2 separate regions of the Homo sapiens genome follow, and region 2 is linked to region 1. A link is a contact called in ENCODE Hi-C data. All regions are on one chromosome and are shown on one strand. Each heading gives the region's core, a stretch centred on a gene start or an enhancer-like site at or near the end of the contact. The rest is flanking DNA. Distances are from core to core; before and after follow the strand shown. Region 1 overlaps LINC02718 (long intergenic non-protein coding RNA 2718). Region 2 overlaps LOC105376595 (a long non-coding RNA gene).

Region 1 (4,579 bases), core at 1,519-4,018:
TTTTCCTACTGAATTCCAAGTTAATCAGATATGACATTTCACCCAGTCACAATTTTAAGGGATGAATTTTTAACAAACTTTCAAGAAACAGAGCTTCCATCTTACACTTACTCTTTCAGCATTGGAAAAAGAAGAGATGAGTTTCCCTTCTCATCTGGCATGATGCTTTCTTTATCTTGATTGAATGGAGCTCAGAATCATCCCATAATGTAAAGCTCAGTAAAGCTCAGTAAAATCAGTAAAATTTCAAATGGGCATCACATGAGGTTGTTATAAATAGATGAATCCCACTCTAAATAACAGCATCTGCACATACACAAAAAGGAGTAAGTTCTGGTGAATGCCAGCGTGGAACACAAGATCAGATAGTTGTGAATGTACAGAAAAACTGTAAAATGTTCAAAGAAAAGTATTGTTAGAGACCAGAAGCCACCGTAAGATGCAGCCATAGGCAGCAGGAAGGCAAGTCATCCAGAGCTGGATTGGTGAGGTATATTTAAAGTTCAGGGCTGAAAGGACACCTAAGTGGTGGACAAGACCACCACGGTTGAAACAACAACAGAACACTGACCTAGGGTGGGAAATATTGAAATGGCATCAGTTTTCTGCCTTGAGACTCTGAAACTCAGGCCGTTTGCCCTGAGACTGCCACGTGGTTCAAGGTGTTATTTTATTAATCATTAATTAATGAATTTTCTGAAAGCACAAGTCAATTAGGTCAGTACTGAAAAAGAATTCTATAAATCATGAATGCTGCAATCCTTCAAAGCCCTTTTCTTATATAGCCAGGGCAGTCACTATACCACTTAAAAATGAAATTTTTGTCATCAGATTATTTATTCACATTCTTTTCCCTTTTCTAAAGTTAGTGATTTTCATAGCCAACTTGATTCCTAGGCATAGTTCAATATATCTAGCTTCTTAGACCAAAGGCACATTTTTAATATACAGAAGAATGGAGTGGCTCTCAGTCTTGTTGTAGACATAAGCATACTCTAAGTAGGTGTTTTTTGCATTTAATTTTGGATTTTTGCATAAAAGAAGGACGATATGCTGTAACTTTGAGATAGGTAACTTAGTATGCTTTCTTGACTTTGAATAAGTGGCAGCTGTGAAAATGAGCTGTCTAACTGCTGGGAGAGTAATTGACTTAGGGTCCCAGAGGCTGTACTCTGAATCCACCAACACCCAGTTCATGTCAAGATCATACTTCCAACAGGCTGCTCCCAGGCAGTGGCTGAGTGTAGGCAGGAGACTGCAGCAGGACTGTTTCTGGGGGGTTATTTTCACTGAAGGACTCAGTGATATACTTGATGAAATTTCTTAGAACCGCACTGCAGGGTAAGATGTTTCTACACAACCTCCCTTCCCTCCCTCTCTCTCCCACATGGATCAAATATGCATTGATTGCTTCCTGTGGCTCCCTTCTCATTTACACTCACAGGCAGTGCCCTAATAAATCTCTTGCACGTGTAATGATGTCCTGGTATCTGCCTCTCAGAGGACCCAGAATAACAACAGATTCTAAAATTGCTTTAAAAATATCTTTCAACCTTGTCTTTGGTAATATTTCTGGAAAAGTTTCATCTTGCTTTTTCTTCTTGTAATAAATTGTGAGGTAAAATCACCTTAGTGTTTGAAAACCTCAAAAATAAAACTTGGTACAATAATTCCTTTGATGTACTACACATATCAGTATGTTCTGCTTTTCTGGGCTAGAGCTGAACTAGTACTTCTTTTTACTGATTGGGGAAACCAATATCAGAAACCAACAAACACCTTAAAAAGTGTATGTAAGAACTGTAATTCTTTTTTAAAGTTGTGATGGATCCATTTCAATATCACATGGCTTCCCATATATACGGAGAAAACATACATATTGGAAACCTTGGCATGTACATATTTCTAAAAAATATAAAAATATTCCCTGAGAACTGCGTGAGTTCATTTAGATCACTGAATTAAGGGCTGAGTTTAAAACATTGTTTCAGATGTTAGAAATACACATCACTCCCTAAAAGCATCTAGGTGCCCAGCGTGTTTGTTCCTGCTTTGCAGATATTTACCGTACTTTAACAGAGTTGAGGGTACTTTGCTTTAGTTGGGTCCCTCAGGAGAAACCACTTGAACAAAAATCAGAGTGTTTTCGGCTTCTCAGCTTGACTCTGCCACAGCAGCATGTATGGTTTTTCACTAGCTGTTGATTCTCAATGCCTCCTTTTGGGCTTCTCCATTTCCCCTGCTTCATTTACACAGAAGGAGTAGAAGAGAAAGGACTCTAATAGCAAATGCCTGAGAAATTCTTGAGCGTTCTGTGTTCCCAGAGGAGCATGGTCCAGCTTTTACTCCAGTTTCCTCACATTTCTCTTTGAAAATTCTACAAAACACAACAAAAGATGTTTTAAATATTTCTACAGGACTAATACAAATAATAAAACAATCTATACCTTCAGGCAGAGAAAACCCACAAATTCACCCTATTCCCAATTAAAAAACAAAAAAAGTGCCTAAGTGGGAGGTAGGGGTAGGAGATCCTTCACAGCCCCAGCATTAGAGTGGAAGTCACAACTGTGGAGCAGATCAGTAGCGGATCAGAAGGACTGCCGTACCGAGAAGTGAAAGAAATACAGACACAGCATGAGCAGTGACAGAACTCAGAAACCCAAGCAAATAGAATGCACTGCAAGAGGGGAGAGCACCATTGTAAGGGACATGGATGTGCTTTGGTCAAGAATTAGGCCTAGGCAGACATCCAGGCCTGTGTGACTCAGCGGGGTTAGGGTGCAGGTGCATACTCCACTTGTTATATAACCTGTTTGTGTAAGCTCAAACTTGGCTCTGAGCCACTATTGTCTGCAGAAGGTGTAACTGCCCTGCTGACACTACGGGCTGTTAGGTATGGCTTGACATGGTGCTGGCACCCAGAGAAAGAGAGAGAGAGAGAACCAGAGCTGTCTGTCTTGCAGAAGGATATATAGGGGAGCCACAGCATGGCTCGTGCTGGTGCCCAGAAAGGGAAATAATTAAGCTGCTGACCCTGAAGGCAAGGGAGAGCCAAATGTGCAGCTGCAGGTGTGGGGTGGCAGGAGCCACAGAGCTGCAGCAGACAGCCCAGATAAAGGTGGACAGTGTTAGAGGGCCAGTGTGAGTAAGCCGCTGATGAGAAACGGCCCCCCTGGAGCGTTCTTTCAGCTATCCATCCACTCCCCTTGGACCTCAGCTAGGGCTAGACCCTAACCCTGGGTGTGGCATTTGGCATAATCGTGGACCTGGACCTAACAACCACGAGTGGAAAACTGCTATGGCGAAGTTTGAGAATGAAATGATCAGGACAGGAGAACTGGGAAAGCAAAAGGAAATGACAGGGAAATTTGGACTAAAGCACTAACTTTAATTAAATAAACTGCCGGAGACATAACAGAAGAGGGAGCCCTTGAGCTGAGAAACCCAGACAGCTTCTGTAAACTCTTCCTCTCCTGTGCTGGTAGCTGTCACTTCTCACCTGCCAGGTGAGATAGCTGGTCCAGGAGAAATTTACTAATAAGGAATGGAAGTAGAGGCAGAGTGGAGAGGGCAGGGATGAAAACAAAGAAATGAAACATCTTCGTATGCCTGTCTATATCATTTTGACCCAAAGATCCCATAAGTGTATTATGCATAAAACCAACATTTCTTGAAATTAAATACAAAGGGAAACAAAGTAAACCCAATCATACATCAATTTGTAAAGTAACTACACAAGGAATGGGACTTCACAGAATAGACTTCTTACTGTACATCCTTACTTAACAGCATTAAAAGCACAAAAACAAAACAACTAAAAAGAAGTATCAATTTTATGTAGTAATTAATAGTAGTATGATTCATAATTATTTTATTTTATTTTATTTATTTATTTTTTTGTGATAGGGTCTCACTCTGTTGTTGCCCAGGCTGGAGTGCAGTGGCGAGAACACGACTCACTGTAGCCTCGACCTTCCTAGCTCAGGTGATTATCCAACCTCAGCCTCCTGAGTAGCTGGTAATACAGGTGCACACCACCATGCACAAATGATTTTTGTATTTTTTGTAGAGACAGCGTTTTTTCACGTTAATCAGGCTAGTCTCAAGCTCCTGGGCTCAAGTGATCCATCCACTTCAGCCTCCCAAATTTCTGGGATTATAGGTATGAGCTACCATGCTGGCCATAAATGTTATGTTGAGACTATGTCCTTCATATATTGAGGGTTAACACAAGATCTTAAGGTCTGTGGAAGAAAAACAAAAGGGCACTTTATTTTCTAAAAAATAACAGTCTACAGATCAGGGAGATGTGTAGCCTCCAATGTAAAGGGAAAGCATGTTCTGGAGAAAAAGAGCAGGTCTGACTTAAATAAAGGAAGTTCATGACCCAACCCTCAAACAGGTCAGTTTATGCAAATGAAGAAATCAGGCCAAGTGCAGTGGCTGATGTCAGGTATCTCAGCACTTTAGGAGGCTGAGGCAGGAGAATTGCTTAAGGTCAGGAGTTTGAGAGCAGCCTGAGCAACATAGCAAGATCCCTCTCTGCAAAAAATAACAAAAATTAGCAGGGCATGTT
Region 2 (4,254 bases), core at 398-2,897, 1.2 Mb after region 1:
TGCTTGGGACTTGGACTTTTGGGTTAATACTGGAATGAGTAAAGACACTGGGGGACTGTTGAGAAGGCATGATTGGTTTTGAAATGGAAAAAGGACATGAGATTTTGGAGGGGCAAGGGACAGAATGATATGGTTTTTTCTGTGTTCCCACCCAAATCTCATCTTAAATTTTATTCCCCATGTGTCAAGGGAAGGACCAGGAGGGAGGTCGTTGGATCATGGGGGCAGATTCCCCCATGCTGTTCTGGTGATAGTGAGGGAGAGCTCAGGAGATCTGATGGTTTTAAAAGTCGCAGTTTCCCCTGCACTGTCTGTCTCTCCTGGCCCCTTGTGAAGAAGTTGTTTGCCTCCCCTTCATCTTCTGCCATGATTGTAAGTTTCCTGAGGCCTCTGCAGCCATGTGGAACTGTGATTCATTTATAATTCAATAATAGAATTCAATAATAGAACTGAGTTCTATTATTACTTCCTGGCATGTGTGCAAATTTCTCCACAGTCAGACTGTTACTAAGGAAAGAAACCTAGATTTAATCAGCTGTATTTAATCATAAATCAGGAACATAAATTATGATATTATGTTCTTAATTTACTGTTCAAAACTTGCATTTCTTCACAACTGAGATTCTTGCTAAAGAAAAATAACACTAAATTTATAAAATAAATTAATGCAATCAATTTTTCATATAGCAAGATGCTTCTTAAGTCTCTACACCTTGGTTAAGAGAGTAGAAACTAATCTATCTTTTAACTCAAATTTTAAATTAAAGTGGCTTGGAGTCTATTTTCTTCCTCTGCCATTTTTTTTCATCAATTGATTACTATTTAAGCCTTGTCCTAGCTCTGTTGCCACTTTCCTTTAATTAGTTGGCATATACTATGTGACAGGTATTATAAAGATATGTTCTTATTTTATTTTTATTTAATGTTCATGCAATTTTGAAAGTGTGTTATAAATCCCCATTTTTAGATGTAGGAGAAAACTGAAGCTCAGAAAATGCTAAGTGCACTTTATGCAAATTAATAAGTAATGGATCTATAATTCAAATTTGTATTTCTAAAGGTCCTAGATTCCCCCACGGGATTGTGCCACAGTTGAAAATATCATGTTATTAATAACCATTTGCTATTCAAACTCTGCCATACTAAAATCTTCTTCATATCACAGCCAATAATTTGCATACTCAGCAGAGAACAGTGGCTATTAATTAATCACATGTTATTCTGCCATGTATTGTACAGTACGTTGTATGTGCTCACTCCAGAATAAATGCTCTTTTTAAAGAAATTCTGGAGAAGAGATAATTGTCACAAAGGTGCATAAGAATTTATGTCCTTAATGACAACTAAGGAAAATAAACTCTGTCAGATTATCTATACTCAGAATCAATTCCATCCCCTTTAGTTTTCTCCATTCTATCACAGGGTCTGGAAGTCTAAGAACTATATTTTTCAAAATCTCTCTGCAGCGGAGTTTCAAGTTAGAGTGCACCAATGATAGGCGGTTTCACAAGGAAATGTGGGAGGCAGAAGTATTTCCTTTAGCAACAGCAGGCAGCCATGGGCTCTATCAGGGATGTGATTGTGTACCAGCTGCTGGGCCTTCCATGTGAATTTCACTTTCTGAGTGTTTCAGATCACTGTGAACATTGTGGACAGCCTCCTGACCTATAACAGAAGCAACTTCCTGATTATATTACCAAGTCTGAGCTAGTAGTGAGATAACTTGATCACTCCTCCAGCATTTTCAGTTGTTTTGCAAGTAGCTCATTTCCTGTGTGAAATCTCTCATAGTTTAAACATTCTAGAGAGGCTTTTGTTTTCCTGATTGTACTCTGACTGATATAGGAGGACAAGAATAGTGGCAAAATATAATGTGTTAGTTTCCACTTATAAGAAGCTTCAAGTCTAGAGAAAGAAAGGTTTAACAATATTTTTATTTATTCAGTGGGCATTATCAACTGAGAAATACTTCCCTCATGCATTCTGAGGTGGGACTTAACCTCTCTCCACACTAGACAAAATTATATAAATGTAACACCACCCCCCATGACTTCATACCAGGACCACAAAACCTAACTACTTTCTAGACTCTCCATCAACTCCTCAATAGTTCTGTCCTCCAAGAGGTGGCAATTGTACTTTTCTTTGAATTTATGTCACTTCTATAACGGTTACATTGAAAAAAAGAAGAAAAAAATCATGTTTTAACATCACTATCTCCTGCCATTTTCCTTCTCATACTTGCTTCCTTATTTTCAATTATTTACCAACACTTGCCCAGCTCATATGGTAAAACATACATTCGAGGAGTAGGATACAATTAACTAAGGCCTTATCAAATTATTTATATAACGTCTCAATAAAAGACATTTGTGCCAGGATAGACAAAGTGAAGAACTGTCGCATTTCCCACCAAATCTTCAAAAAGTCATTTTCAAATAATAGAACATGATATATTAATTTCATTGAAGTAAATATTTTTCTTCTAGCTATTTCTTAAGTGAGACAGGACTTTTGATGGTACTAATAGGCAGTTCCCGGGTTTCAATATTTACTTAAAGCACTTGTTATCTGCTATTATATTCTTAGTTGTTACTATTATTATCTTTATTCTAAGGGATGTGTTTTCAACCCATTTCTAACAAAGGTTATTCTGATTCATTTTTAACTTTGAAAGAGCTTTTATAAAATAATATGCTTTGTGTAGGAAGATCCAATTCAGTAGATCCTTTTCTCTCTTTAATATGATGCACTTAATGTTGTGAAGCTTTCTATGATTTTCTCCTTACCTTTTGGGGGTAAAAACCAGGTCTGGAACTGGAAAAAATGTAGACATCTAATTACTTCTATATACTTCAAAGGAACAAGTAAGTTTACTTCTAAAAGAGCTGATAAAAGTTGTTCTGGCAAATAAGTTCTGACAGTTAATGGAACTAATTTACAAGTAAAGAGATGTGAGAAATAAATTGTTCCATGGGTATAGGAACTTTAAAATATTGGAGTCATGGAGGTGAACATCTAAAATTGCTCTATCTTCATATTAGAAAATAGCAATTTAGAAAATATCATTTATTTAAAGCTTAAGAAAAACATGTTCTATTCACAGCATAAGGCCGATGGGGATGGGGAAACACCATAATCTATTAGACTCTCCTTTATATGTCCAAGTACCTAGATAACTAGAATTCATTTAATCATATAAGCCCAAAATATAAATACCATCCTAGACATAAGGAAATCAGTGAATATGTCTGACTTGGGAATTTATTCATTGATCACATCTATTATCTTCTTGAAATACTTTTTTTAGTGGGGTTATGGGGTTATGAAAATGATAAGTAGTATTAAATAACCAAAAATGTATATTAAGGCAAGAGCCACACTTCGAGATGTAAGCCTATCTAGAAATTATGAATTGAACCAAAATATATTTTGTTTCCTTCTATTTCTCTATATCCATTAAGACTGAGATTTCCAATGATTAGAACAGAGATGTTGATGATTCTAAAAAATATACTGTGAAATTATTTTTGAAAACAATTAAGTTACTATTGGGAAATAAAATCTCATTTAAGAAATATAGAGAAGTTCCATGTTCTGTTCCCAGGATAACACAATATTAAAGGACTTCTGAAAATGGGCTAAGACTGTGTAGCAATTTTGAAAGGTAATTTACTTCTTAGATTCCTTAGGGTTTTTGTTTTGTTTTGTTTTTTTGTTTTTTTTTGTTTGTTTTTTTTGAGACAAAGTCTTGCTCTGTTGCCTAGGCTAGAGTGCAGTGGCACGATCTTGGCTCACTGCAATCTCCACCTCCTGTGTTCAAGTGATTATCCTGACCTACCGAGTAGCTACCTACTGGAGTAGCTGGGATTACTTGAGTAGCTTGGAGTCACCTACCGAGTAGCTGGCACTACAGGCGCCCACCACTATGCCTGGATAATTTTTGTAATTTTAGTAGAGATGGGATTGGGCCACGTTGACCAGGCTGGTCTTGGACTGCTGACCTCAGGTGATCCACCCCCTTCATCCTCCCATTGTGCTGGGATTACAGGGTGAGCCACAGCACTCAGCCAAGTATTTGTTAATAGGATACTTTTATCCAGTGTACGCAAAAAATTTCCAAAGGAAACCTGTCTATCCACAATTGGACATACTTATCTGAAATTAATTTGATCTGATCCTCCCAAAATGATAGTATATAATATGAGAACAAAGAGCATAAACTTGAATTTCAAAAAATATTAATGTTTTTGA

The links. Hi-C counts contacts between places; a loop is a spot of excess contacts on that map. Pooled maps may share reads with other maps.
Region 2: a map of endothelial cell of umbilical vein shows a loop between it and region 1 (2.4-fold over the local background). The contact joins two enhancer-like sites. A Hi-C loop is called at or near these places in 4 of 168 maps with a recorded cell type or tissue (PC-3, chondrocyte, endothelial cell of umbilical vein and 1 more) and 4 of 50 pooled maps.

Annotation. Positions count from the first base shown.
Region 1 is chr11:23,110,368-23,114,946 of GRCh38, forward strand. All of the region lies in intron 4 of LINC02718 (long intergenic non-protein coding RNA 2718), which reads left to right. Among named protein-coding and RNA genes, the nearest start is that of CCDC179, 250 kb to the left of the region's middle. Within about 2 kb of position 2,769, at least 3 of the 41 ENCODE cell types and tissues checked have a DNase peak (open chromatin) inside an H3K27ac peak, as active enhancers do.
Region 2 is chr11:24,310,989-24,315,242 of GRCh38, forward strand. LOC105376595 (a long non-coding RNA gene) reads right to left here. Exons shown (of 4, transcript XR_931131.1): 3 at 2,790-2,817. Among named protein-coding and RNA genes, the nearest start is that of LINC02686, 46 kb to the left of the region's middle. Within about 2 kb of position 1,648, at least 3 of the 41 ENCODE cell types and tissues checked have a DNase peak (open chromatin) inside an H3K27ac peak, as active enhancers do.